Linked DNA regions of Homo sapiens: regions 1 and 3 are each linked to region 2. Evidence: chromatin contacts called from ENCODE Hi-C or POLR2A ChIA-PET data. All regions are on one chromosome and are shown on one strand. Each heading gives the region's core, a stretch centred on a gene start or an enhancer-like site at or near the end of the contact. The rest is flanking DNA. Distances are from core to core; before and after follow the strand shown.

Region 1 (3,411 bases), core at 282-2,781, 1.2 Mb before region 2:
CACTAAAAATACTAAAATTAGCTGGGCGTGGTGACAGGCGCCTGTAGTCCCAGCTACTCGGGAGGCTGAGGCAGAAGAATCGCTTGAACTCGGGAGGTGGAGGTTGCAGTGAGCCGAGATCGTGCCATTGCACTCCAGCCTGGGCAACAGAGTGAGACTGTCTCAAAAAAAAAAAAAAAAAAAAGAAGAGGAAGAAGAAGAAAGAAAAAGTGACAGAAAAATTGCTGCAGTAACTCAGCTGGAAACGGGTGGGCAAACCTGGAGAACTAGCTAATGCCTGCCTGGCTATGCCACCCCTCGGATCTCAGTGTGTTTATCCAAGCCCACAGAGAAAGGTGGGGAAGGGGAGCTGGGGAGACAAAGTTCCCCTCAAAGACGGTAGCATCCTTTCCCAGGGAGAGCTCAAGCATAGGGGGGTTGGGCCCCAACGAAGGAGAGAAACCAGGTTCCAGGGTATGTGCATTGGGGCAGAAAAGCGGCAGCAACTGGTGGGCGTGGGGTTATTGAAATATTGGCAGGTTGGGGAGGGGACTGGTGGGACACAAATGGGAAGATGGGGTTGAGAGAGGTCCTGAAAAGGGGTTGAGGGGTTTTCACAGGAAAAAAAGGTTACTGGAGGGGAGGGTCTTCACGGCAAGGAGAGAGGAGCTTGGGTGAGAGGTCTCCATAGGGAAAATAGGAGATGGCTGGGATTTCCCCCGGGGAAAATGGGAAGGGGCTGGATATTGGGGGTCTCCAGAGGGAAAATGGGAGGTGTGAGTATCTCACTACAGGAAAGAGGGAATAAGTGGGCAAAAATGGGTGGGTGGTTGAAGCGGGGGTCTTGCCACAGGGAAACCACGGTGGCTGAAGATCTCCGTGGGTTAAGAAATGGAGGCCGAGAAGGTCTCCCCATGAAAACGGGTACCTAGGAAGAGCTCCAGAGAAAAAAGATGGATGAGGTTCCCCACGCGGGAAATGGGGCTTGGAGGGGGTTAATCTCTATGGGGAGGTCGGGGCGGGCAGTGGGGGAAGAGGCCACTGGGAGGTCCGAGTTAGCTGGCGGGGGGTCTCCACCCGGGAGGTCAAGGCGGGCAGTGGGGGAGGAGGTCACGGGGAGGTCCGTGTTGGCTGGTGGCGGGGGGTCTCCACCGGGAGATCCGGTTGACTGGCGGGCTGGGGGAGATCGGGGTTGGCGGAAGGGGGACGAGGGGTTTCATGGGGGAGATCAAGTTGGCCATGGGAGCGGTTCTCTGAGGGGAGGCCGGGGTCGGCCCGGGGGTGGGGGTCCCCGCACAGGCCCAGCCTCACCGTCCGCCAGGGCTTCACTGCACTCGAAGCTGATCTCGAACCGGAAGGGGCTGTGGAAAGGGCTCGGGTTCTCCAGGACCGCCACGTTCAGCACCGACACCTTGGCCATCGCCTCGCCTCGCCGCGCCGCAGCAGGGGCAGGGGCTGTGGCTGTGGCGGAGGCCGCGCCTGGGTCCGGTGGGGTCAGTGGGGTAGGGCTGACCAGGTCCACTCCCGCCTCTTCTCTCCGAGAACTGAAGTGCGCACCTAGTCCGCGCGCCGCCTTCAAATAGCCGGCCTCCGCCCTCTGGCCAATCACCGCCAACGCTCCCTGGCGGCGCGCGCACCCCCTCAGCCAGTCCTGGAGCGCCGATCGGCGCGCGCCCAGACTCCTCGGACCAATCAGCGGAGCTCCCTCTCCGCAGCGTGTGAGGAGGGCGAAACTATCTCCAAGCTTCTTAGCGTGTCCGCTGGAAACCAATCCCCAGCGTCTCCGACTTGGATGTCAACGGCGGGAATGGACGGAGTCACAGCGCCGGCCTCCTTCTGGCCAATCCTGAGGGTTCCCGCACCGGCGTGGCCCGCCCCTCGCCTCGCTTTTCCGGGAGATGCATCCCGCAGCGCGCAGCGCCGCCACCCGCCGAGCGGTGGCGCGCGGCGCTCGCTAAAGAAGGCGGGAAGGGCGGTGCTCGCACCCGAAGTGATTGGCAGGAGGGAGTGGGGCGGAGATAAAGAGGGTTTTCTGAGAGTTTATTGGCTGGATTGGTAATGGTGGCGGGAGCAGAAGGAGGCTCAGCTGGGGATTCGCTGGAGAGAAGCGGAAGTCGAGCGCCACCGCGGTGTTGGCGAGTGTGAAGAGAGAGGAGGAGCGTTTGCGGCCTCAGCGTCTGTCAACAGGTGAGCGTTTCCTGGAGCTTTTCTGAGTGGCTCCTGACCCTTGAGGTCCAGCGGCGCGGGAGTCCGTTGTGAACGTTGCGAACGTTCGGAGTGGCGGTCACGAGGCGCGCTCAGACCTCGGGAATCCGGCCGGGTTCGGATCCCGCTTTCGCCCCCGAGGGGTTCGGATCCCGCTCTCGCCCCCGAGGGGTTCGGATCCCGCTCTCGCCCCCGAGGGGTTCGGATCCCGCTCTCGCCCCCGAGGGGTTTGGATCCCTCTCTCGCCCCCTTGAGGGCTCTTGGGAGGTTTCAAGCGGACGGTACTGAAAATGGGAGTTCCAGTTCGGGGGCAGACCAGTGTTCAGAGTCCGGGCTCTGCTACTCAGCGCCCGAGGCAGCGCCTCCCCATTCAACGGGGGCCGTGGCAATTCCCTGACATGATTCATGACCACATAATACATCCGGAAACTTCTCTCCACCGCCTCCCGTCTGGGCCGTCGCCCCCGGCCTGGGAGACTCCAGGTCTCAGAGTCTCTGCCCCCACGGGCGATCAGTGCTGCCCAGTGGAAAAATAATGCCAGCCGCGCACCAAAATTAGGTGTAAAATTAACATTTTTTGGAAGCCACTTTTTTTTTTTTGAGATGGAATCTCGCGCTGTCACTCAGGCTGGAGTGCAATGGCGCGATCTCGGCTCACTGCAACCTCTACCTCCCGGGTTCAAGCGATTCTCCTGCCTCAGCCTCCTGAGTAGCTGGGATTACAGGTGCCCACCACCACAACCAGCTAATTTTTTTTCTGTATTTTCAGTAGAGACGGGGTTTCACCATGTTGGCCAGGCTGGTCTCGAACTCCTGACCTCAAGTGATCCGCCCGCCTCGGCCTTCCAGAGTGCTGGGATTACAGGCGTGAGCCACTGTGCCCGGCCATATCTTTTTTTATTATTATTTGTAATTTTAGAGGCTGGTCATGGAGGATTTCTTGAGGCCAGGAGTTCAAGATCAGCCTGGGCAACATAACAAGACCTCATATCTACAAAAAATAAAAGAATAAGCCAGGTGTGGTAGTGCATACCTGTAGTGTCTGCTACTCCTGAAGCTGAGGCAGGAGGATCTCTTGAGCCCAGAATGCTCCAGCCACTGCACTCCAGCCTGAGTGTCAGAGTGAGACCCTGTCTCTAAAAATTAAAATTAAATTTTAAAAAAGAAAGTTCAGTTTAGCTGTCTTGATAGCCGCAGTTGAGTGCTCCTGAGCCCGTGTGACAAGTG
Region 2 (3,321 bases), core at 635-3,134:
CCAGGAAGGAGAATGGGAACTGTGTTCTCTTTATTTCTGTGTCCCTGGGGCCCAGCACTGAGCTGCGCGCGGGTGGCCACCATGCCTGTTAAATGACTTCACTTTGATGAGGCAGGAACATATCCATGTCTCCCTCACCAGAACAACTCCCCCGCCCCCGGCTAAGTGCCTAGTGCGTGCCGATACACCGCAAGCACCCAGCAAACCCTGTTGTCCGGAATGCCATTCAGAGACAAGGGAGCTAGGCTCATGGGTTACGAGACTTGACCCAGTCATACTGCTGAGTTTTGCCCTCTGCTATGCTACGCCTTCCCCTCCGTCATACCGCAAAACCTTCTAAATTCGCATCCGTGCAGCAGAAAGGCAGACTGCAGATTCCAACAGCAAGTAACCAACCTCGAGAGACTGCTTCTCTGTGAAGCTCTAGTGTAAGTGGCACGCACTATTAACCTTAAAACGCTCCCGGAAACACAAGAAATCAGGGAAGCTTAACTATCTCCAGTGTGTCTGAAAGGTTTTCGGCAGGTAGGAAGAGGGGGTAAAAAAAACCTCTCCAAACTAAGAATGAAAAGAAGGAATACAATACCTGCAGAAAAGATCTGATGGGAAAGAAGGGAAAGAATGGTGAAATCTACCCAGGCTGCGGAAGACCAGGAGAGCCAGGCTGAGCCTTCGCTAGGACCCGGAAGACACCAAAGCACACCGCGCACGCTGCCGCCTCAGGACCGAAACCTCTCTCTGCAATTTCTGGTGCTGGGATACTTTTGCCCTGCCACTTCTCAAGATCGACAACTTCTCGAGCTCCTGCAGCCAGGATCAGACCACTAGCTTCTCTACAACCAGTCGAGCTCCACCCAGCATGTCCCAACTATCCCCTGTGGGCAAACTTTGCTCCCAAAAGGCTCTGATTCCAGAAGCAGGGAGCAGGCAGCTCGAGAAGATCGGCCCTACTGCAGGCCAAGCGCTAAATCCTAGTGGGGAAAGGACACGTTCCCTCCTGCACAGCCCCTCGGCCCCTCCAGGCCACCACAACAGACTGCCTAAAGGAGAACTGCCAATGTCACCAGCCCCAGGGCACATCAGGTTTCCAGCTTTATACGAACACTCAGCATCTGCCCCTCACCATCCTGTCCCAAGCCAGCACGCGCCGGGTACAGAGCTGGAGCCCGGCGAGGCTGACTCTCGCGCCGGCAGCACTCGGCCCCACCGCGCTGCACCGGGGACTAAAGGCCCGACCCCGCGCAGCCCGACGGCTTCCGGGACAGGCGCCCTGGGCCACGTGAGCCCAGCGGAGACCCTACACGGCCCCGCGGGCCTAGGGCAGGTCGGGAGAGAGGCGGCCCCCGCGGTCCGCCCGCGGCCCCAGACCCAGCTCCCCGGGTCCGACCTCACAACCCCACGCTGTAGCTCCGCCCCCCTAGCGCCGCCATTTTGTGGCGTCTTCGGAAGAGGAAGCCGGGAGTGCAAACCCCGGGGTCGCTGGGGGCCGGAAGGACTCCGCCGAAGGTGAGGGGCAAAAACGGCCCACACTGTCTAAGACGCCCCCACGAAGCCCACCGCGGCGTCTGCCCCAACCCCGAGTCCCGCCCGCCTCCTCGGGGCCTGGCGGCCAATCCGCACGCAGAGCCCCGGGAGCGACGGCGCCAAAGCCCAATGAGCGGCGCGCGCGCGCCCTGGCCGCCTCTCCGGAGGGCCCAGCTGGGGCAACCACGCTCGGGACGAAGGCCCGGCCGGCGGCAGTCTGCGCAGCGGCTGCGTCGCCCGCACAGAGCCTTCCCTCCCCGCTCCGCACCCAGCAGCCAACACAAACCTCCGTAGCCCTGGTCCATGTCTTCGACGCGGCCCACCAGCAGCCCCGTTTACTAGGCGACCACAGCACGCATGCGTTCAGCGCACCTCCGCCATCGACTACTGGAAGACCAGGCGCACACGTCACTACTTCCGCGCGCCCCCATTGGCTGGTCTTCACGAGGGCCCGCCCTCGCCGTCCCAGCTGGCCTTTCGGGCTGCTACGATCCAGCTCCGTGGCCTAATGGGAGTTGTGGTCCCACCGCGGTGCCCGACGGCCCGGCCCGCGCGCATGCGCACCCCGCCCCTCTGCCCACCCCGCCCCGCCCGCGCGGCACAGTAACAGAGAAACCCGGAGGTGGGATGGGAAAACTTTATTAGGTTTGGTTTCCAGCTTCGGCCACGCGGGCTCCGCCCGCCCCGAGCTCGGGTCACGGGGCGCCCCCGCCGCCCTCCTCGTCGTCCTCCACGTCGAGGCCCGGGATGCCGCGGATCTGGCGTTGCAGCGCCCCTCCCAGCAAGGGCACGGCGCCCTCCTCCTCCTCCTCTGGGGGCGGCGGCGGTGGCGGCGACACGGCCCCGGGGGCTGGCTCTGGGGGCACGGGAGGCTGCGCCGGCACGCCCTCTGCGCCCTCCGAGATCCCTGCCGCTTCGCCCTGCGCCCCCTCGTCCAGGGCACCGCCCTCAGCCTCCTCCTGCTCCTTCTCCTCCTCGGGGCTGTCGGTGAAAGGGTTCTCGCCCTGTGGGGAGGGGCGCGGACACTGAAGGGAGGGAGCACAGGCGGGGACTAAGCTGGGGACAGGGCAGGCCCGGACCAGTGCCTCACCTTCAGGTAGCGCTCCAGCTTCTTGCTGATGAGCTTGTTGTTGAGAATACTGCGGGCCACCATGAGGGAGGACTTCTTGGACTGCTCCATCATGAGCTGCGGGCAGGGCAGAAGGAGCTGGAGAGGCTGCTCTGAGTGCCCTACAAGTTGCTGCCCCGACCCTGCCAGCTTAGAGGGACCCCACCCCGCCCCTGCACCCACGCACTTCCAGCCCCACCAACGGAGGGCCACTCCACAAGCATGGAACCACAACCTATCTGATCTTTGTTCAAATTCCCTCTCCTTCCACACCACACTTACTGTAGGTAAATAAAAATACAGATCTATATATCTCTAACTTTACGGCTGTATTACAGAAATCTGATTTGCTTACAAAAAAGCTATAAGCAGTGAACAATTAAGAAACTAAGAGCCAAAGGTGGGTGCAACCTGTAACAAGGTGCCAACTAGGCTAATAGGCAAGGAGCACTTTGGGGCCAACGGGGAAGATATAAAAACAGGAACAGATATTTAATGAAACGTCTTTTTTAACCCACAGAATTCCAAGAATGAAGAATTATTCCCAGTCATGCAAGGGTGAAGAGAGTCTTCTCTGCTGGTGGGAGGATCAACTGTTTCCGTATTTTTTGGAAAGCAGTTTGACACAATGTATGAAAAGTAAAAATCTGTCTCATTAATCCCTTCCCAGAACGTATCCTAAATTTAAG
Region 3 (2,946 bases), core at 423-2,922, 1.1 Mb after region 2:
GAGGGGCATGGCCCTTGATCCTCAAATGCACTTGACTAGTGTCTATTAAGAGGGGCAATTTTGGTAATGCCTACTAATAACACATTCATATAAATATAATCCAAAGAAGGTTAAATACCATTGCATATTTGACAGTGCTTCAAGTATGATTTTATTATACCAAATAAGCTGAATATGTCTCCTTGGACTTCAGGGGACCTAATACCAATAAAAGTAATAATAATGATAATAGGCCAAGCACCATGGCTCACGCCTATAATCCCAGCACTTTAGGAGGCCGAGGCAGGTGGATTACTTAAGGCCAGGAGTTTGAGTCCAGCCTGGGCAATGTGGTGAAACTCTGTCTCTAAAAAAATTAGCAGGGCATGGTGGCGCACGCTTGTAATCGCAGCTCCTCAGAAGCCTGAAGCAAGAGAATCACTTGAACCCGGGAGACGGAGGTTTGAGTGAGCCAAGATCGTGCCACTGCACTCTAGCCTAGGCGACAGAGCGAGACTCCTACTACCAAAAAAAAAAAAAAAAAAAAAAAGGAATCTTTGGCAATAAAGAAAGGAGAGAGGAGGCTGGATGTTGTGGCTCATGCCTGTAATCCCAGCACTTTGGGAGGCCAAGGTGGGTGGATCATGAGGTCAGGAGTTCGAGACCAGCCTGGCCAACGTGGACCCTGTCTCTACTAAAAGTACAAAAATTAGCCGGTCATGGTGGCGCGCGCCTGTAGTCTCAGCTACTCGGGAGGCTGAGGCAGGAGAATTGCTTGAACCCGGGAGGTGGAAGTTGCAGTGAGCCGAAATCGCGCCACTGCACTCCAGCCTGGGCAACAGAGCAAGGCTCCGTCTCAAAAAAAAAAAAAAAAAAAAAGGAGAGAAGAAACAAAAAAACAAGGAAAGGAGCCCCTTAAGTTCTACCTTTGCCTTAATGTCTTCATCTGTAAAACGGGAATAAAAGCGTTTTGGCTGTGCCACAACTACCTAGAGAGGTTGCTATGGAAATGTAACATTAGGCTCAATTTGGTCCTGATTCTACACTAACCTTTATCTTTCTCTTTATGACCATAAAACTTGCCCGACGAAAGTCTAAAATGCCCAAATCGGGAGTCATTGGTGGACTGCAACCATCGGTTTCTCCAATGCTCTGTGGGGAAGGGGAAATAACACCGGTTAGAGGTGATAATGGTTAATTTGGGCTAAGGGAAGGGTGAAGGGGACCCTCGAGGATTCGAGGGTTCGCTGCCGTGGACCCCGTGGCGACTCTGGCCAGCCTTAGGGGGCGGAGATGGGGGAGCTTACACCTCCGCCACCACGGGCGTGGCCCCTTCACCTCCGTCTAGAAATTCCTCTTGGAAATAGACGGTAGCCAGCGCCACTCGCAGCATGCATATGGCCCAGAGCTGGACCAAAGCCCGGGCCATGGGGGTGTGCACTGCGCTTCCGGTCGCCGCCACCCCTTAGCTCCCAGCTCTCTCTGCGGCTCTTCAGGCGCGTCCCGAAACTACAACTCCCGTCACAACTCGCGATTATGACCTGAGGGTCCCATTGGTCGCTGCGGCGCGGGGCACGTTGGGCCCGCCCCGGAACTACCGCTCCCATGACACCCCGCGATTGTGATTCGGGGCGCCATTGGTCTGCGGGGCGCGGTGCTTCCCGGGAGATGTAGTCTCTTCTGCTCTGGCTCTGTTGCCCAGGGCAACCGCTCCTTCAGGCGTGAATGTGGCGGCTGCCTCTGCGAATGGACGGCGTGGGAAGAGGTCGGCAGGGCTGGTGGGGAGGTGACCTAGCTGGGCGTCCGGGCTCGCGAGGGGGATACGGGGAAATGGGGCCTTCTCCGGGGCTGAGCTGGTTGGGCCGCTGCAGGATGGTCCCGCGCCTCAGTTTCCCTGTCTGGGGTCTATTGGAGCATGGTCCTGCGCGGGTCGCTTCATAGCTGGGGAGAAGAGCAGGATGGTCTCAGGGGCGCCAGGGTTTTCAAGTTTTGGTTTGTTGATTTGTAACAACTTTATTGAGCCTTCATTTACATACCATAGTGTTCGCCACTTTTAAGCTGACGACTCCGTTATTTTTAGTAAATCTACAAAGTTGTGAAGCCGTCGCCACCATCCAGCTCATCCAGCTTTAGAACTTTGCGTCAGGCCGGGCGCGGTGATTCACGCCTGGAATCCCAGCACTTTGGGAGGCAGAGGCGGGAGGATCACTTGAGGCCAGGAGATCCAGACCAGCCTGGGCAACCTGGCGAGACCCCATCTCTAAAAAAGATAAAAATAAAAAATTAGCCAGGTGTAGTGGCACGCGCCTGTAGTCCCAGCTACTCAGGATGTTGAGGCAGGAGGGAGGATTGCTTGTGTCCAGGAGGTCAAGGGCTGCTGTGAGCTGTGATCATGCCACTGCACTCCGGCTAATTTTTTGTATTTTTAGTAGAGATGGGGTTTCACCATGTTTGCCACGCTGGTCTCGAACTCCTGACCTCACGTAATCTGCCAGCCTTGGCCTCCCAAAGTGCTGGGATTATAGGCGTGAGTCACAGCACCGGCCCGATCTGCTTTCTGAGTTTATTGGTTTGCCTTTTCTTGACAGTTCTTACAAATGAAATGATAGGGTGTGTGGAGTTTAGTGTCTGGCTACTTTCTTTTTTCTTTCCTTTTTTTTTTTTTTTTGAGACAGATTCTCGCTCTGTTACTTAGGCTGAAGTGCAATGGTGCGATCTCGGCTCACTGCGAACTCCGCCTCCCAGGTTCAAGCAATTCTCCTGTCTCAGCGTCCTGAGTATTTGGGATTACAGGCGCATGACACCACGCCCCGCTAATTTTTGTATTGTTAGTAGAGACGGGGTTTTACCATGTGTGTCAGGCTGGTCTCGATCTCCTGACCTCGTGATCCGCCCGCCTTAGCCTCCCAAAGTGCTGGGATTACAGGCGTGAGCCACTGCGCCCGGCTTGGCTACTTTCCCTTAGCG

What was found. A loop is a pair of places that touch in the nucleus more often than their neighbours do. ChIA-PET counts read pairs that join two places held with the same protein, here RNA polymerase II (POLR2A). Pooled maps may share reads with other maps.
Region 1: a loop to region 2 is called in a map with no recorded cell type, with 10 times the contacts of the local background. The contact joins the promoter of ASF1B here to the promoter of AKAP8 in region 2. A Hi-C loop is called at or near these places in 1 of 37 single-sample maps with no recorded cell type and 5 of 50 pooled maps. POLR2A ChIA-PET finds 5 or more read pairs at or near these places in 1 of 52 experiments (OCI-LY7).
Region 3: a map of naive thymus-derived CD4-positive, alpha-beta T cell shows a loop between it and region 2 (22-fold over the local background). The contact joins the promoter of C19orf44 here to the promoter of AKAP8 in region 2. A Hi-C loop is called at or near these places in 1 of 168 maps with a recorded cell type or tissue (naive thymus-derived CD4-positive, alpha-beta T cell) and 7 of 50 pooled maps. POLR2A ChIA-PET finds 5 or more read pairs at or near these places in 1 of 52 experiments (T-cell).

Annotation. Positions count from the first base shown.
Region 1 is chr19:14,135,058-14,138,468 of GRCh38, forward strand. It overlaps ASF1B (anti-silencing function 1B histone chaperone), which reads right to left and starts at 1,532. Exons shown (of 4, transcript NM_018154.3): 1 at 1,291-1,532. The coding sequence starts at 1,399. ADGRL1-AS1 (ADGRL1 antisense RNA 1) reads left to right here and starts at 2,095. Exons shown (of 3, transcript NR_045214.1): 1 at 2,095-2,166. RefSeq lists a silencer at 1,298-1,347 and enhancers at 1,678-1,817, 1,895-2,521, 2,018-2,177.
Region 2 is chr19:15,377,903-15,381,223 of GRCh38, forward strand. AKAP8 (A-kinase anchoring protein 8) reads right to left here and starts at 1,885. Exons shown (of 14, transcript NM_005858.4): 1 at 1,811-1,885. The coding sequence starts at 1,829. It overlaps AKAP8L (A-kinase anchoring protein 8 like), which reads right to left. Exons shown (of 14, transcript NM_014371.4): 13 at 2,615-2,710; 14 at 2,148-2,528. The coding sequence ends at 2,220. RefSeq lists enhancers at 1,026-1,941, 1,876-2,170, 1,942-2,856 and silencers at 1,131-1,680, 2,021-2,510.
Region 3 is chr19:16,494,722-16,497,667 of GRCh38, forward strand. It overlaps C19orf44 (chromosome 19 open reading frame 44), which reads left to right and starts at 1,673. Exons shown (of 9, transcript NM_032207.4): 1 at 1,673-1,744. CALR3 (calreticulin 3) reads right to left here and starts at 1,446. Exons shown (of 9, transcript NM_145046.5): 1 at 1,318-1,446; 2 at 1,030-1,131. The coding sequence starts at 1,408. RefSeq lists enhancers at 710-1,210, 1,211-1,711, 1,346-1,775.